Regions from separate parts of the Homo sapiens genome. Here regions 2 and 3 are each linked to region 1. Evidence: chromatin contacts called from ENCODE Hi-C or POLR2A ChIA-PET data. All regions are on one chromosome and are shown on one strand. The core of a region is the stretch at or near the end of the contact, and the rest is flanking DNA. Distances in the headings are between cores, read along the strand shown.

Region 1 (4,858 bases), core at 1,597-4,096:
CTGCTCACTTTTTCTGTCTGTCCAATGTCCTTTCTCCCTGTATTCGTTTTCTGCTACTGTATAGCAAATTACCCTAAAGTTTAGCAACTTAAAGCAACATAGATTTTTTTCCCCCCAGTTTCTATGGGTAAGGAGTCACCCAGCTCAGGGTCTCTCCCAAGACTGCAATCAGTGTTTGCCAGAGCTGTCTTCATCTCCATGTTCGGATAGGGAAGTATCCATTTCCAAGCTCGCTCAGTGGTTATTGGCAAGATTCAGTTCCTTGTGGACTATTGGATTGAGGGTCTCAGTTTCTTGCTGGCTTTGGCCAGAGGCAACCCTCAGTTCCTTGCCATATGGGCCTTTCCATAAGGCAGCTCACAATGTGGGAGGTGGCTTCCTCAGAGTGAGCAAAGGGGAGAGAGAGAGAGATCACAAACTTTTGTAAAATAATCTCAGAAGTGATATCCCACCACTTTCCTCATATTCTACTCATTAAAAGTGACTTACTAGGACCATCCCACACTCACAGGGAGATTACATGCAGGCTTGATAACAGAAGGTGGTGGTGATCACTGGAGACCACCTTAGAAGGCTATCTCATTGCCTTTCTGATAAGAGCAACCCTCCTTCTTCTGTAAAACCACATATGATTCTTGTGGGGCTGCTCTCTGTAACACCTGCCACTCCCACCCCATTCCCACACTGAAATGGCCTGAGATCCAGGTCTGGTGGATTATCATAGCACATCTTGTAGCCACAGTGATTGGTCCAAGATGGAGCCATGTGACCCAAGCTTGGCCAATCAGAGCCTTTCCCTGGGATATATAGCAACAGGGAGCGAGACGTTTTCTCTTTCATCTGAAATAACTAACATCAGATGTAAGCTTGGGGTTTCCCATGGCCCTATCTTTCAGGAACCATATAAAGAAATTGGGCCGGGCGAGGTGGCTCACACCTGTAATCCCAGCACTTTGGGAGGCTGGAGTAAGTGGATCACTTGAGATTAGGAATTCAAGACCAGGCTGGCCAACATGGTGAAACCTCATCTCTATTAAAAATACAAAAATTAGCCAGGCGTAGTGGCGCAGACCAGCAGTTCCAGCTACTCAGGAGGCTGAGGTGGGAGAATCACTGGAATCCGGGAGGCGGAGGTTGCAGTGAGCCAAGATCGCACCACTGCACTCCAGCCTGGGTGACAGCGAAAGACCCTGTGTCATAAAAAAAAAGAAAAAGAAAACAAAAGAAAGAAATTAATTTCAAGTACACCAGGAACAATTGAGGCCATCATATTCTGAAGCAGAGATAAAAGATTTGAGATTAAAGAGAAAGTGCAAATAAACTAGTGACATTTTCCTGAATCCTGGATGCTGCTTTCACCCCCCAAAGCTAATGTATCTCCCTTTTTCACTTGAGATAATTTAAATTGGGTTCTGTCACTTGCAAGAAAAAGCATCTTGATCAACTTAGCTACAGTTTTTGCATCTACAAAATCAAGGAGCTGAACTAAATGATTTCCATGTTTTTTTCATATTTCAAGTTCTAAGATTCTGACTTAAAATGTCTGATTTTTTACTAAGAAATAGATTTTTTTAAAAGCGAGGAAAGAGCAGGAGAAGCAGCCTGAAAGAAAAGGAATGCAGAAGAGGGAGACAGGGTCACTCCTGGGACCAGTGAGAGCCAAAGACCAACTCTGCCTGCTGCATGATTTAGACAAGACTCCCGATTTTAACTCAGGACTGTAAGAGTGCCCTGCAAAAGGACTCACGCCTCTAGTGATCCCAGGTAAGGCCCACACATAGGTTTCTCTGACATGCTGTTGGAGTCATGATGACACAGTAGTTGAGGGCATGGGCTTTAGAGGCTGCTGCCCCTGGATTCAATGATTATCATTTTCATCACAGCATTTACTGAGCGTTTATGACATACCTGGAAATATCTCAAGACCCAGCCTCTTCACTTACTAGCTATGTAACCTTAGGGAAGTGACTTAACTGCCACAAGCCTCTGCTTCCTCATCTGTAAAATGGGTGTCATAATAGTTTACTTCTCACAGGGATGTTGTGAGGATTCAATGAGTCAAGAACAGTATCTGGCACGGGCTCAAGCATCAAGAACAGTATCTGGCACGGGCTCTTCCTAAAATGTTCCTCCTTGCCTTTTACACACAGCTCAAATACCAAACATCCACAAAACTTCCCCAATTGTACTCCACCTCCTCTGTCTCCCCCGAGCACTTTGTTCCTGCCTGCTGGCTTTCTTTCTGCACACATTATTTAAGAGGTAGAATGATCAGGATTTCTAGCTCTGTATTTCATTCACCTGCTCACAAATCTATCACCTGTGTGGCTCACCATACCTTATCTTTGGGTTCCTGAAGCGTTGGTCAATGACAAACACACAGGATCTCAACAAATTTAAATGGATTGAGTAAATAATATTCAGCCATCTCTCAAGATCAAAGCAGACAGTATGATCAGTAGTACGTGCCACACCTTTTGGTTTCACCACCTCAGTGAGCATTAAGGATTTTTGTCAGGCGAAACTGATGTGTGATTGTAAAGCTGCTCCTCACATGAAACCACCAATTGCTCAAGCTAAAAGTAACAATTCCTCACAGCTGGCAGGCCAGCCCATCTGCAACTGGCCGTGGAGCCTGTGTTAACGGGTGCGGTGCTGCTAGTTTGGAAGCTGACCAAAGAGACAGTAAACACAAAGGTTGCCTGGGTGCATAAATACAAAACGAGCTCCTCCTTGCCTCATCCCCGAAACAGGCCAGTCACAGCATCAGGGACTCCACAAGTGTCTACTTGTCAGCTCCTGTCAAGTGCAACGGCAAGGACCTACCACCCTCAAGCTGCAGATATTAAGGATGAAATTGCAGGAGCTGCGGTTTTATAAGAAGCCAAACATTGTGTGCATTCAGAAAAAGATATTTTTCTAAGGTGAGTACATGGCAAGGTCATGTATACGGAGAGGAAACATTTCCCCACTTCTGGCTAAAAGAAAATGTGTTAAACGTGTTCACCCGGCTAACTACAGAAAGAACCTCTGGGGACAATCTGGTATGCCGCATGAGACTGACCATGTGGCACCTCATTTCTCATTAGTGCAAATCTTAGGGAAGCAGTACAAAGTGCTTTTGAACCTATAAGGGAAATGAGACGGATAACTGGCTGGGGTGGCATGAAGTTTTCTAAGTAAATAGTGGAATAAAATGTATGAATATAATTTTTATTCCCTTGTGTTGATTAGAATTCAACTCGAGGGCATGGTAAGGCTTACAGGATCACAATGGTGATCTCTCAAATGACTGGAATTTTTTTAAAAAAAACTCTCTTATTCTCAATTCCTCTTTTCTATCTGTGTGTTTTTATTAATTCACTCATTTATTTATTTGTACCCTATGCCATTCCTGAACGCAATGCAGCCTTATGCTCTGCAGGCACTGGGGAACTGACAATGGCTTTTGAGCAGGGCAACTACATGATCAGACATGAATTTTAGATGATCTGGAATCAGCGTTGAGGATGGAACTAGAGAAGACAGAGGTTGGTAGTCCTCCAGATGAGTCCTGACTAGATACCATGAAGGAGAGAAGACACATTATTTAAGAGGCAGAATGATCAGGATTTCTTGACTGGGTGACTGTGGACAGTAGCAAAACAGTGAAAAAATAACTAGAAAGTGACTTTTTCCATGACTTTGTGAATGATGACACTAACTCAAGCAGATTGACAATATAGGAAGTGGACCAGTTTTGGAGTATGGGTAGTAGAAAGCTCGAGGAAGTGCTTTAGAGAAAGGCGCCATATAATGATGCTAAGATTTCAATTCTCTGTCAAGTTGCCAGTGCAGGTGACAGAACATGTGGCTAATGAAGGTCTACTCTTGCTCCCTGTGGGCTGATTGCCAGCTGCACCCTTTGAAGTTGTCCTACATCCTCATCATGCCTGATGGTGACCGCTAGGCTCACTAGAGGAACTTTGAGAGAGTGTGGAAATGGAACAGTACAAGCCCAGAGACATCCTTAGGGACCCAGCCAGAAGGCCTCTCCTACCGATGGGATGGTGGGATTGGAGCAGTGCCAGTTTTGCTTCTTCTTAATTTTTGAAGGGTGGGCAGAAATCTATTGCCAGTGGAACACTGAGTATGCAAGGGTAGATGACCTCACAACTAGGGTGACTGTCCTCAGGCCCTGCCTTGAGTACTGTCTCCCAGTCTGTCTTCACAGCTCGAGGAATGGATCAGGGAGAAGAATCCTCCTTTCCAATCATCCTAGTCTCTCTCTTTCCCCCCAGACACCTTCTATCTATCTCGGAGCCTCTGCTGCTCTTTCTGTATCCCTGGAATGACTTCCTTTTCTACACTGGGTGAGTCTCTGAGCTGGGATACTTCCTGGAAGGGAGAGCCGTTATCTGCTGGAGCAGTCAGCTGTGGACTCGCTAGGCTGTGTCTATGACTGCTGCACAAATAGAAGGATTTCGTTCAGCTTGGGAATTTTTTGTGTATTCTTTACCTATTATCTCATCTTGTTTCTAAAAAGATTCGCTGCATCTTGCAGTATAACAGGAGTTGTTTGCTTTTATTTTATTTTATTTTATTTTATTTTATTTTTTATTAGAGGGACTGGGGATGCCCTCCTTGGGGCTGAGCCAAGGTGCAAAGGTAGAGCTCCCCCTGCTGGCTGACTTTTGCTCCTGCAGCCCTCGGGCGTCTGACGCTTTCGCGTTTATGAAGTCTTGTAGTTTCACAGGGGAGAAAATCAGTGTCGCTCAGCTTCAGGAGGTTCGCTTGCTTTCAGAAACAACGGTCAGTGTGACTGTTGGACTGAACATGCTTAAAACTCATTCCATCACTTTCTGTCATTATCTTTCAC
Region 2 (4,858 bases), core at 657-3,156, 390 kb before region 1:
ATGAAGGCAGGGATTTTTTTTTTCCTGCTATATCACCCGGTTTAGGACAGGGCTTGGCACACAGTGGGTATACAAAAATCTGTTTTAAGAAAGCAGAGGCCGGGCGTGGTGGCTCACGCTTGTAAATCCAGCACTTTAGGAGGCCGAGGTGGGTGGATCACTTGGGTCCAGGAGTTCGAGACCAGCCTAGCCAACATGGCAAAACCCCGTCTCTACTAAAAATACAAAAATTAGCCAGGTGTGGTGGCCGGCACCTGTAATCCTAGCTACTTGGGGAGGCTGAGGCAGGGAGAATTGCTTGAAGCCGGGAGGCAGAGGTTGCAGTGAGCCGAGATCACACCACTACCCTCCAGCCTGGGCGACAGAATGAAACTCCGTCTCAAAAAAAAAAAAAAAAAAAAAAGTAGATAAAATTTGAGGATAAAACATTAAAGAATACTTATATAAGAGTAATTCTGAAAGTGGGGGTGACAGACAGAATAACAGAGTTCAGTGATGCAGAGTTTTGCTGTTCTGATTTGCTATAGGGCAGTGCTTAGAGAAAACAGAGAAGGGAATGGAACATAGGTTTATTAACCAGTGGTCTCTAAAGTGTGGTAGCACAGCAGGGTGTGGTGGCTCAACACCTGTAATCCAAGCACTTTGGGAGGCTGAGGCAGGAGGATTGCTTAAGAGCAGGAGTTTGAGACCAGCCTGGGAAATCTAGTCAGACGGCGTCTCTACTGAAAATGAAAAAAATTAGCCAGGAATGGTGGTGTGTATCTGTAGTCCCAGCTACTCAGGAGGTAGAGGTGGAAGAATTGCTTGAGCCTGGGAGGTTGAGGCTGTGGTGAGCTGTGATTGCACCACTGCAGTCCAGCCTCGGCAACAGAGCAAGACCCTGTCTTAAACAAAAAAAGAAGTGGTAGCACAAGATGATCCATTGCAACGAAGGGCCAAAGTGTTAGAGTTATGTTGAGCTTATAACCTTAGAGACATAATAAGTGGACTTTCACCAGTGCCCTCAGTCTGGGTCAGACGGGAAGAGTGAAGTGGGACACTCAAATGTTAGAAGTAATTAATCCTAGCACTTTGGGAGGCCAAAGTGGGCGGATCACAAGGTCAGGAGATCGAGAGCATCCTGACCAACATGGTGAAACCCTGTCTCTACTAAAAATACAAAAACTAGCTGGGCATGGTGGCGGGCGCTTGTTATCCCAGCTACTTGGGAGGCTGAGGCAGGAGAATGGCGTGAACCCGGAAGGTGGAGCTTGCAGTGAGCCGAGATCACGCCACTGCACTCCAGCCTGGCGACAGAGTGAGACTCCGTCTCAAAAAAAAAAAAAAAAAGAAGAAGTAATTACATACTTACATTATTATTTATTCCTACCCTGCTTTACATGTACTAGAAGACTTTTACATGAGGGAAGTAAGCAAAGAAGGTTGCAAGAGGATAACCTAGTAAAAGAACTCTGATGTCTGAATGGCTTCCCTTCATGTCTTGCTTCATTACCCTAACATTTTAGATAAAGGGAAATTTAATTCCTTGAACAAATTAAGTAGCATTTAAATATAAAGATTACTTTGATAAAAGAGTTAAGCCATAAAGATTATCTTTCTTGAGAATGCATTTAGAAGACCTAAATACAACTTTTTCTCCTCCTTGGCCAGAATACTGACATTCCCTTAATACAACTAAGTAAAAGTGTTCTATTAGGCCATGACAAAATAACAGTTCTGCTTGAACAGCAAACACCCAACTGATCATTTAAATTGCCTGAATTTTTAAAACTTGAATTTGATAGAAAATGAGCCAGGTTTTTCCCTGTTAGAAGAGATTGTTTTTACCTGTTAGAAGAAAATGCAGGCAACTTTGGGAAGGACGTGCAACTTTTATGGTTACGAAGCCACTATTTAAATAGTCTAACATGCAACTTACAGGTGCCAACTCCCTAGCAAGGCTTAACTTAGAAAAGGCCTCAATTATTCAACCACTAACAAAGTTCCTTTATTAGTAAGAGATGCTTTTAAAAAAGAACCAGATACTTTAAAGTGTTACATTAAATGCAAACTCTTCATCTATTTCAAATGAGTATTTTTGGAGTGTGGAATAGAGTTGTTCACAGTTTTCACTTCTGGTTTCTCATTCTCGATTATGCAAAAATGAACTCACAGAGACGAATTCAATTATGTATTTTGAAAAGTATTTACTTAGTTTAAATAAATTAATTGCAAATAAAAATTAAGCTACAATATATAGCCTGAATAAAAATGACTAGAACAAATACAACACAGGACTTGCTTTCTTGCATTAGTCACAAAGCATGTGACAATCTAGAAAACTTCAAAATCAATTACATTTCTTTGAAAAAGGGGTAACAGCAGTTACTGATACATCACAACTAATAAACTTATAATACAAGTTTCCTGACATGCATTTCCTGAGTGAACCCAAATGATCATTTTTTAAAACAAGGAAGTTTCGACAGTTGAAGTAAAATAAAATAATTCATGGCTTCTAAGCAACAAGTTTTGTTTTTTAAAAACCAAAAGAAAATTCAGAACAGTTTTGTAATAGGATAAATTAAAGGTATGCTACCACATATAAAACTTTGCTACAGTCAGTTAAGTATTATACAACTTTTCAAACTAAAGGAAAACAAATCAAAATATTAAAAGAAGATACTGTCTAATCTAAAAGTGTACTGGTTTCTACAAGTGTCAAAAAAAGATTTGATGTAGTGCAACTGTCTATACTTGTGGTGCCTTTGAAAAAAGGGTGGGAAGGAGGGGAGAGAAGAAACTTTTCTTGCTTCTGGAAGCAAAAGACATATTGGAATTAGAGAATAAACAGACCATGCAGTGCGTCACTCCACGCTGCAGTCATTGGTGCTCATCTGCCAACCAAACATTTCCTTAAGTCTCACTGTGGCAATCTCCTTAGGATTCAAACCCAGAGTTAAGGCTGGTCTGCTAAAAACGGGGGCACTATTGTCATTCAACCCTTTAGATCTCTAGATTTCCTAATGCCCGAATAAGGCCAAATACAGAATAATTAATTAAGCATTTCTTTTTCCAAAAGCAAATCAAGTCACTCTCCTTTCTTGCTAATTTATACTTTTTCTTATGGCAATGATTTTTTTCTAGAAACAGTGAACAGATGAACCACAGTTTATATCCAAAAAATAAACTTGCCAAATGCTGCTGATACTAAAAACAGATTAGTTATCATGGGAGAAAAATAGATAATCTAGATTAAATTGCATATCCAAAGGAGCATATAAAATGTTTCTTAGCATTAAGTTTTTGTTATAGTACTACGCTCGAGAGAAACATTAAGAAAAAATCTTTCCTGATTATCTTCAATGTTGTTAAAAACAAACACCTTTCACGCGGGTAATTAGTATGAATTTGGTCTTACAAATTACAAAGTATTCTAATTTACCAAATTCCATATTTAGATTGGGGTGGGGAGAGAGGCTCTCTCGTCCTTCTTCCTAACTTTGCAAATCCTTGAGCTAGGTTGCTCACTAAGCTACCATTCACACCAAGGGTGTGACACCATCGTTACCATGCTACTCTATCAAGAACATTCTAAGGTATTTTCTATAATAAAGATAAATAGAAAAAAGTTAATATACATGTCGCTGTATTTTACAATGTTTGCAACAAACTGTAAACTAACATAGTTTGAACCAACAGTACCCTCAGTTATACAAAACAATTTCAGCACTGAGGATAGGTGATTCAAAAACACTAAAAGGAAGGCATCAAATTAGACTATGTCTTTTTCTCCTCAAAATATATTTTCAAAACTCAGAATTCAGAAGACTGATACTTTCAGAAATTCCTTTGCTTGAGTTTCCCAGATTTTTGCTCAGAAATTGCTACTATTTATTATAAATGTTTTAAAAAATTCTTCATCTTAATGCAAATGACCAGAGCAGAAAAACTGTGACGTGGACAACAGGTTCGAAAACCCAACTCACTTAGCTTATAAATTTATAATGTAGTCCTGCAAGACAATGGTCTGTTAGTCTAGAGGTCCTTGAAAAATAAGTCTGATGTAGCCTTGTTCACCAGCCAACTGATGTGCACAAAAGGGACAGGCTGCATGAAAAGTATGAGTACCATGAGGAAGTGGGATCTGGGACCAATAGGCAGTTGTCTTTTCTGAACACACATGCCCACACGGGCTAAACGCATGGGTTGGAGGGCCGGCGTCCACATAAAATCCAGCTTCACATCCAAGCCACAGAGGAACATAGGGACCAACAGACCTACACATAGGACATTCACGATCTTTTCCATCACGTTCTTCTTTGTTTCCCCAGTTATGATAGCCATGTACATGGCCGCAGTTTAGATATACCCATGGTTGTTTTTCATCTACAACGTCTTTCCTCTTCATACTAGGAAATGCTAGTGTGTTGAACCCTACAGGGCACTGAGGTCGTGCTGCATTGATTTCCTGTCTTAAAGCTTCTAAATGCTTCACGGTAGGAGTGTGGGAAAGGCCTTCTGCAGTACGCCATAACAATGTTGCACCACAGAGGTCAATTAACGAGCCATCTTGTAACTGATTGGTTTCAATTTCCACCTAGAGGAGACAAGAGTTGAAAAACATATTCACCACTCTGTTTTGGATTTTTACATAAGTGTTTTGGTTTTAAGTACTCCTTACTCAAGAAATGAGGTTTCCTAGGATTTTCACTAAATATTCAAGAAACTGACAGTAGTTATGAAAAATGTTAAGTTTGAAAATCAAGGATAAAATATCAAACATTAACATATTTCTTTTTAGCCTTATGGTAAAGACAACTTATGATTAAAACATCTGGCTAATCAATAAGTCTAATATTTTTAATGAGGTAAATAT
Region 3 (4,858 bases), core at 1,329-3,828, 380 kb after region 1:
CAAATCACCCCTCCTAATGTCATCTGTCACCCTCCTAGTCACTTCCCCCAACCCTTGATTATTTTAGTATCAGGCTCTATCTCCTTTCATATCATCATTTTTGGTGACTTCAGCATCTATGCTGATGACCCACCCAACACTCCGATCTCTAAGACTGTTAATATCCTTAGCCCTAGCAGAATATTCCTCCTGCCCTGCCTCAGCCTCCTGGTCATATGCTAGATCTTGGAACCATGAATGTCTACACCATCTCTAAACTCTCAGATCCAGAGATCCCTTCACCTATCAGTCCTCCAGGTCACTTACTTTAGTTCTTGGACTCAGCAATTTTCCCATCTCAGACCTCTATTCCATGACTCTCCTGTTTTCTCATGACATCTCTCCCCTCAGGCCTTCGTTCTCAGCCAGCTGAGAACTGAAACTCCATGCTCCAGCACACAAAATCTCCCTGGCAAACACTCCTACCTTCCTTGCTCTGGTCTCTCTCCATTGTATTCACTGGGCGAAAACCCAGCTGTGGTTAAATCAAACTGTTTACTTCACACCTGCACCTGAGCAATTGAACACCACTAAAGAAAATCGGCCAGCTACTCTGGATGGACTCAATTCAAATTTCTGGCCATAAATTTCAAACAGGCATTTGAACTGTTGGACAATCCTACTACAGTTACTTAGAAAATTCCTTTTCCCTCTCCGCAGTGCAATAATGTCACACTTTCTCCTCTCTCTGCATATTCTCAACTCCCCTTCCTCTTTCATTCTCACTGTAACCTCAGACTATCCTTCATAGAGAAAGTAGGTACGATCTGTTGCCGGATCTTCCTACCTCCCTCCAAAGCCACCAGAATGCCTATAGCTCTGCATTCTCTCCACCCACCACCCATGGCCGAGCCCTCCATCTGTGCCCTGGGCCCCATCCCCTTTTGCCAGCACAATTATCCCCTTTCTGTTGTGTTCATCAATTTCTTCCTTCCTACCAGAGCCTTTCCATGGAAGTTAAATGGGACTTAAAAAGCTCTAAAGCCTTAGCCTCATATCCCCTTCTTGCTATTATACCATGTTTCTGCCCCTCTTTAGAGTGACTGTTCCTGAAAGAGTTGTCTACACACTGACATCTCCACCTCCACACTTCTCATTCTCACTTCCACCCACTCCAACTGGGCTTTTAGCCCTAGTTGTCTGTTTTAATAGCTCTTATCAAGGATGCCAATGACTGACATCTTAAGGTCACATTGGTGGCCAGTTCACCATCCTCTATTCATCTGGCCTGTCAGTGGCACTGAATGCGTTTGACCACTCTCTCTGTGGAAGACTGAATTATGGGTCCTATTTCTTGTCCTGCCTCACTCTATCCCTATCCCCTTCAATCCGACTCTGCAGTCCCTCCCGCTAGATGTAGACTATACTGTACTTTCTTGCCCCTTGACTTTGGGCGTGGCTGCATGACCCCTTTTGGCCAATGGAATGTAGGAGGAGGTGACATGGTGCCAGTTCCAAATCTAGGTCTTTAGAGGCATTTTATGTTTCCACCTGCTTTTTTGTGCCTATTATCACCATGGGAGAAAAATGTGCCCTAGCTGGCCTGCAGGTACAAAAAGAGTGAGGGACATGTATGCAGAGCAGGCTCAGCCCAACGGTGGCTTAGAGCTGCCCAGCCAACATCAGCCTCATCTAGCCAACCTCCAGCTGACTCACAGCTTTGTGAATCAAATAAATATTTACTGTTATGCCATTGAGATTTTTGTGGTTGTTTGTTACCTAGCAATAGCAGACTGATACATCCTCTTTCTCAAAATACTTCCTTTGCTGAGTTCCTTGTAATCACCATCTTCTGGTTTTCCTCCAGTGTCATGGGCTGTCTTCCTCAGTCTGCTCTGCTGGGTTTTCCCCTACCAGATCTCTAAAGGTTGGAGTGGCATCAGTCTCAGCCATCTGCTACCTTCTTTCTTGACTCTCTCCCTAAGTGGAATTATTCTGGCCTACTGCTTTGAAGACTACCTACATGCTGGTTCTCAAATTTAAATCTGAACTCCAGACTCAAAGCTGTCTACACATATTTACCTGATGTCTGATAGGTCTTGGCATGGCCCAAACACAATTATGGATCCACCTCCTACCCCCAACATAGGACTACCCAGTTAGTCCTGGGTCAGATCATCAGTAAGCCTTATCTATTCCCACCTCCAAAACTGACCCAGAAACCAGTATCACATCTCACCATCTCCATAGCCACAACTGTGGTTTTTAAAATCTCCTCCTGCCAGGACTTTTGCAATAGTATCTTAACTGTTTTCTTCACTCCCCACCTTCTAACCCTCCAAAGGCTTCCCACTGCAACAAAATAAAACCCACACTTCTTACCTTGATCCATGAGGACTCAGCTACCTATGTTCCCAAGGCCCCTCTATTCTTCTTGCTCACATTGCTCCAACCACGTTGGCCTTCACGGTGTTTCTTAAGCATAAGGAGCACATTTCTGCCTCAGGGCTTTTGTTTTTACTTGCCTTTCTGCTTGCAGCACTCTTCCCCAGATCACCACATGGCTGCCTCCTTCCCACCCAGAAGGTCTCGAATGCCACCTCCTCAAAGAGACCTTCCCTGGCTAAATAAAACAGCACCCATCAACCTACCACACACACGGATGCACCCACATGCACACACACACACCCCTCTACCACAATACTCTAGTTTAGCTTCCTTTTTTTGTTATTTTTAATTTTCTTTTGCAGAGGCAAAAGAAGACACTTGCTGCCCAGGCTGGTTTTGAGCTCCTGGCCTCAAGTGATCCTCTTGCCTTGGCCTCCCAAAGTCCTGGGATTATAGGCGTGAGCCATGAGTCTACTCTGTTTCTCCCATTAAAATATAAAATCCTTAAGAACAGGTATTTGTCTCAGTCTCTGATGTATTACCAGGGCCTAGAACATGTCTTGTACATAGTGGACTTTCAATAAATGCTTGTTGATTGACTGACTGATGCTAGAACTGAATAGAGAAGGGATACAATTGGCTAGATTGTGAACATGGGAATGAATGTCCCAGGAAGGCAACTGCAGAAAGGCTGGAGAATTCAAGATACAGTATATCCAAGGGGTTATGAGGGGCCAGGCTGGCTACAGGAGAGAATTCATGGGGAATGAGGGAAGAAACTTCTGCATGGTGGAAAGACTTAAATGCCATCACTCCCAGTCATTGGAGATCGTGGGTGCCCCTGAGGGTTACAGATCAAGGACGTGATATGTTGAAAGCACAGGTTTTAGGATGATTAGTAGGGTTGAAAGGTATGCATTTCTGAGTGTCCTTAACTATGTGTCTTCCCTTGGGATCCCAGAATTTTAGAAGACAAAGACATCTAGAAGAATCTGAGAGCCCAGGGGAGCCAGAGAGATTGGTCCCCTTGGATTCCAGATGCAAGAAGAAGCCATTACCCAACCTTTCAGGGACCGATACTGAGTTCCCGGTTCAGGAAGTTCTCCCTGTGTAATTAAGGATTTGCCAAGCGCACAGCCGGCATTCATACACACGTGTTAACGAGCTGGTGCCCCAGTGTCCCTGGGCTCCCTTATACCCTCCCCCGACACACACACACACACACACACACACACACACACACACACACACACACACACAGTTGCTTTCATGTACCCAGTGGCTGAACACAAGCTTCCCCATACCCCCACCCCACGGATGCATCTCTAACCCAGCTACTTGCCTTCCCAGCCCCCTCCACCCAATTCTATTGTCAGGGCTGAACAAAAGGCCCAAGGCATCCTGGGTTAAAGGATTTTTAACTCTGCCAATCCCAGGAGGCTCCAACATGAAGCAGCTTCCTGCTGGAGAAAAGTGACTGAGACATCTCCCCAGGCGACAGGGGAATTTTTTTTTTTTTTAATCTGGTCTGAAAAACAGAACCTAGCCGCCAATCAGACACTCCTCCCCCCAGGACCCCACCCCGGAGACCTCCCAGCAGTCAAATGGGCCTTGAGGTCTCTTTCCTGATGACTTCTATTTGCAGGCGTCAGGCTTGTTGCTTCCCACGTCCCCCCCGACCCCCATCAGACCGGACTCTGGCTCTCCTCTCCTCCCGCACCTCCCCCACCCCGCCCTGTGCCCGGTGGCTGCCCCCGGCGCACGGACAGTGCCCCCTCCGCCTCTCTGCTCCCCGGGAGTGCCGGCAGTGCCCGGGCAAGGCCAGAAGCCCAGGCTAGGCCCCCTCCGTGGGCGCGCCAGGTTCTGTGCCGCGTCGTCCTTCCCCTCCTTGGGCACCGGCTCTGAACCTGCCCGGCCAGAAACCGAACCCGTTTTCAGGAGGAGCGCCTGCGGGCGTGCTGGCTCCACGCGCGGCTCTCGGGGCGGCCGGGTTCGGGCGTGTGCGTTTCCAGGCGCCTCTGTCCCCAGCGGGAGGAGCGGCTGTGGAGGGGGCCTGCTGGCGGCTCACCCCAGGCCCGGAGGGTTCGGGAACTAAACCTGCATCTGGTGTCAAAACCCCTTTTTGCCCACCCTGGCACTGACGTTAAGCATGCATCTTTTTTCCCTGAAGTTTTTTTTCCGTAGAAGACATACTGGGTAAATTAGAAACATGTTTGAGAAAGGAGTGAGCGGCGAACGCTGGCATCTAAACAACACAAAAGTGCCCACGCCAGGCCACACGCCCAGGCGGCCGCGGCCTCGGCGGCGGCGCAGCGCCCCCTGGCGGCCGCGCGGGGCCCCTACCGAGCCGCCCCCGGCCGTGTCCCCTCACCTCCCCTCACCTCCCACGCTCCTGAGCCGGGAGCAGCCGGGAGGGCCAGGGAGACCCCTGCTCCCCCAAGTCAGAGCAACAGTGGGACACTTTGGGAGGAAGGGAATGAAAGGAGTCCAA

Evidence for each region. Hi-C counts contacts between places; a loop is a spot of excess contacts on that map. ChIA-PET counts read pairs that join two places held with the same protein, here RNA polymerase II (POLR2A). Pooled maps may share reads with other maps.
Region 2: a pooled map shows a loop between it and region 1 (2.3-fold over the local background). The contact joins the enhancer-like site here to the promoter of LINC01805 in region 1. A Hi-C loop is called at or near these places in 5 of 50 pooled maps. POLR2A ChIA-PET finds 5 or more read pairs at or near these places in 2 of 52 experiments (T-cell and activated T-cell).
Region 3: a loop to region 1 is called in a pooled map, with 2.6 times the contacts of the local background. The contact joins the promoter of LINC01800 here to the promoter of LINC01805 in region 1. A Hi-C loop is called at or near these places in 6 of 50 pooled maps. POLR2A ChIA-PET finds 5 or more read pairs at or near these places in 2 of 52 experiments (Caco-2 and activated CD4-positive, alpha-beta T cell).

What each region holds. Positions count from the first base shown.
Region 1 is chr2:64,483,507-64,488,364 of GRCh38, forward strand. LINC01805 (long intergenic non-protein coding RNA 1805) reads left to right here and starts at 2,847. Exons shown (of 3, transcript NR_147011.1): 1 at 2,847-2,924. RefSeq lists an enhancer at 559-1,758.
Region 2 is chr2:64,090,690-64,095,547 of GRCh38, forward strand. PELI1 (pellino E3 ubiquitin protein ligase 1) reads right to left here. Exons shown (of 7, transcript NM_020651.4): 7 at 1,963-4,579. The coding sequence ends at 4,013. Among named protein-coding and RNA genes, the nearest start is that of PELI1, 51 kb to the right of the region's middle. Within about 2 kb of position 1,907, at least 3 of the 41 ENCODE cell types and tissues checked have a DNase peak (open chromatin) inside an H3K27ac peak, as active enhancers do.
Region 3 is chr2:64,861,053-64,865,910 of GRCh38, forward strand. It overlaps LINC01800 (long intergenic non-protein coding RNA 1800), which reads right to left and starts at 2,579. Exons shown (of 5, transcript NR_110224.1): 1 at 2,362-2,579. RefSeq lists a silencer at 4,566-4,765.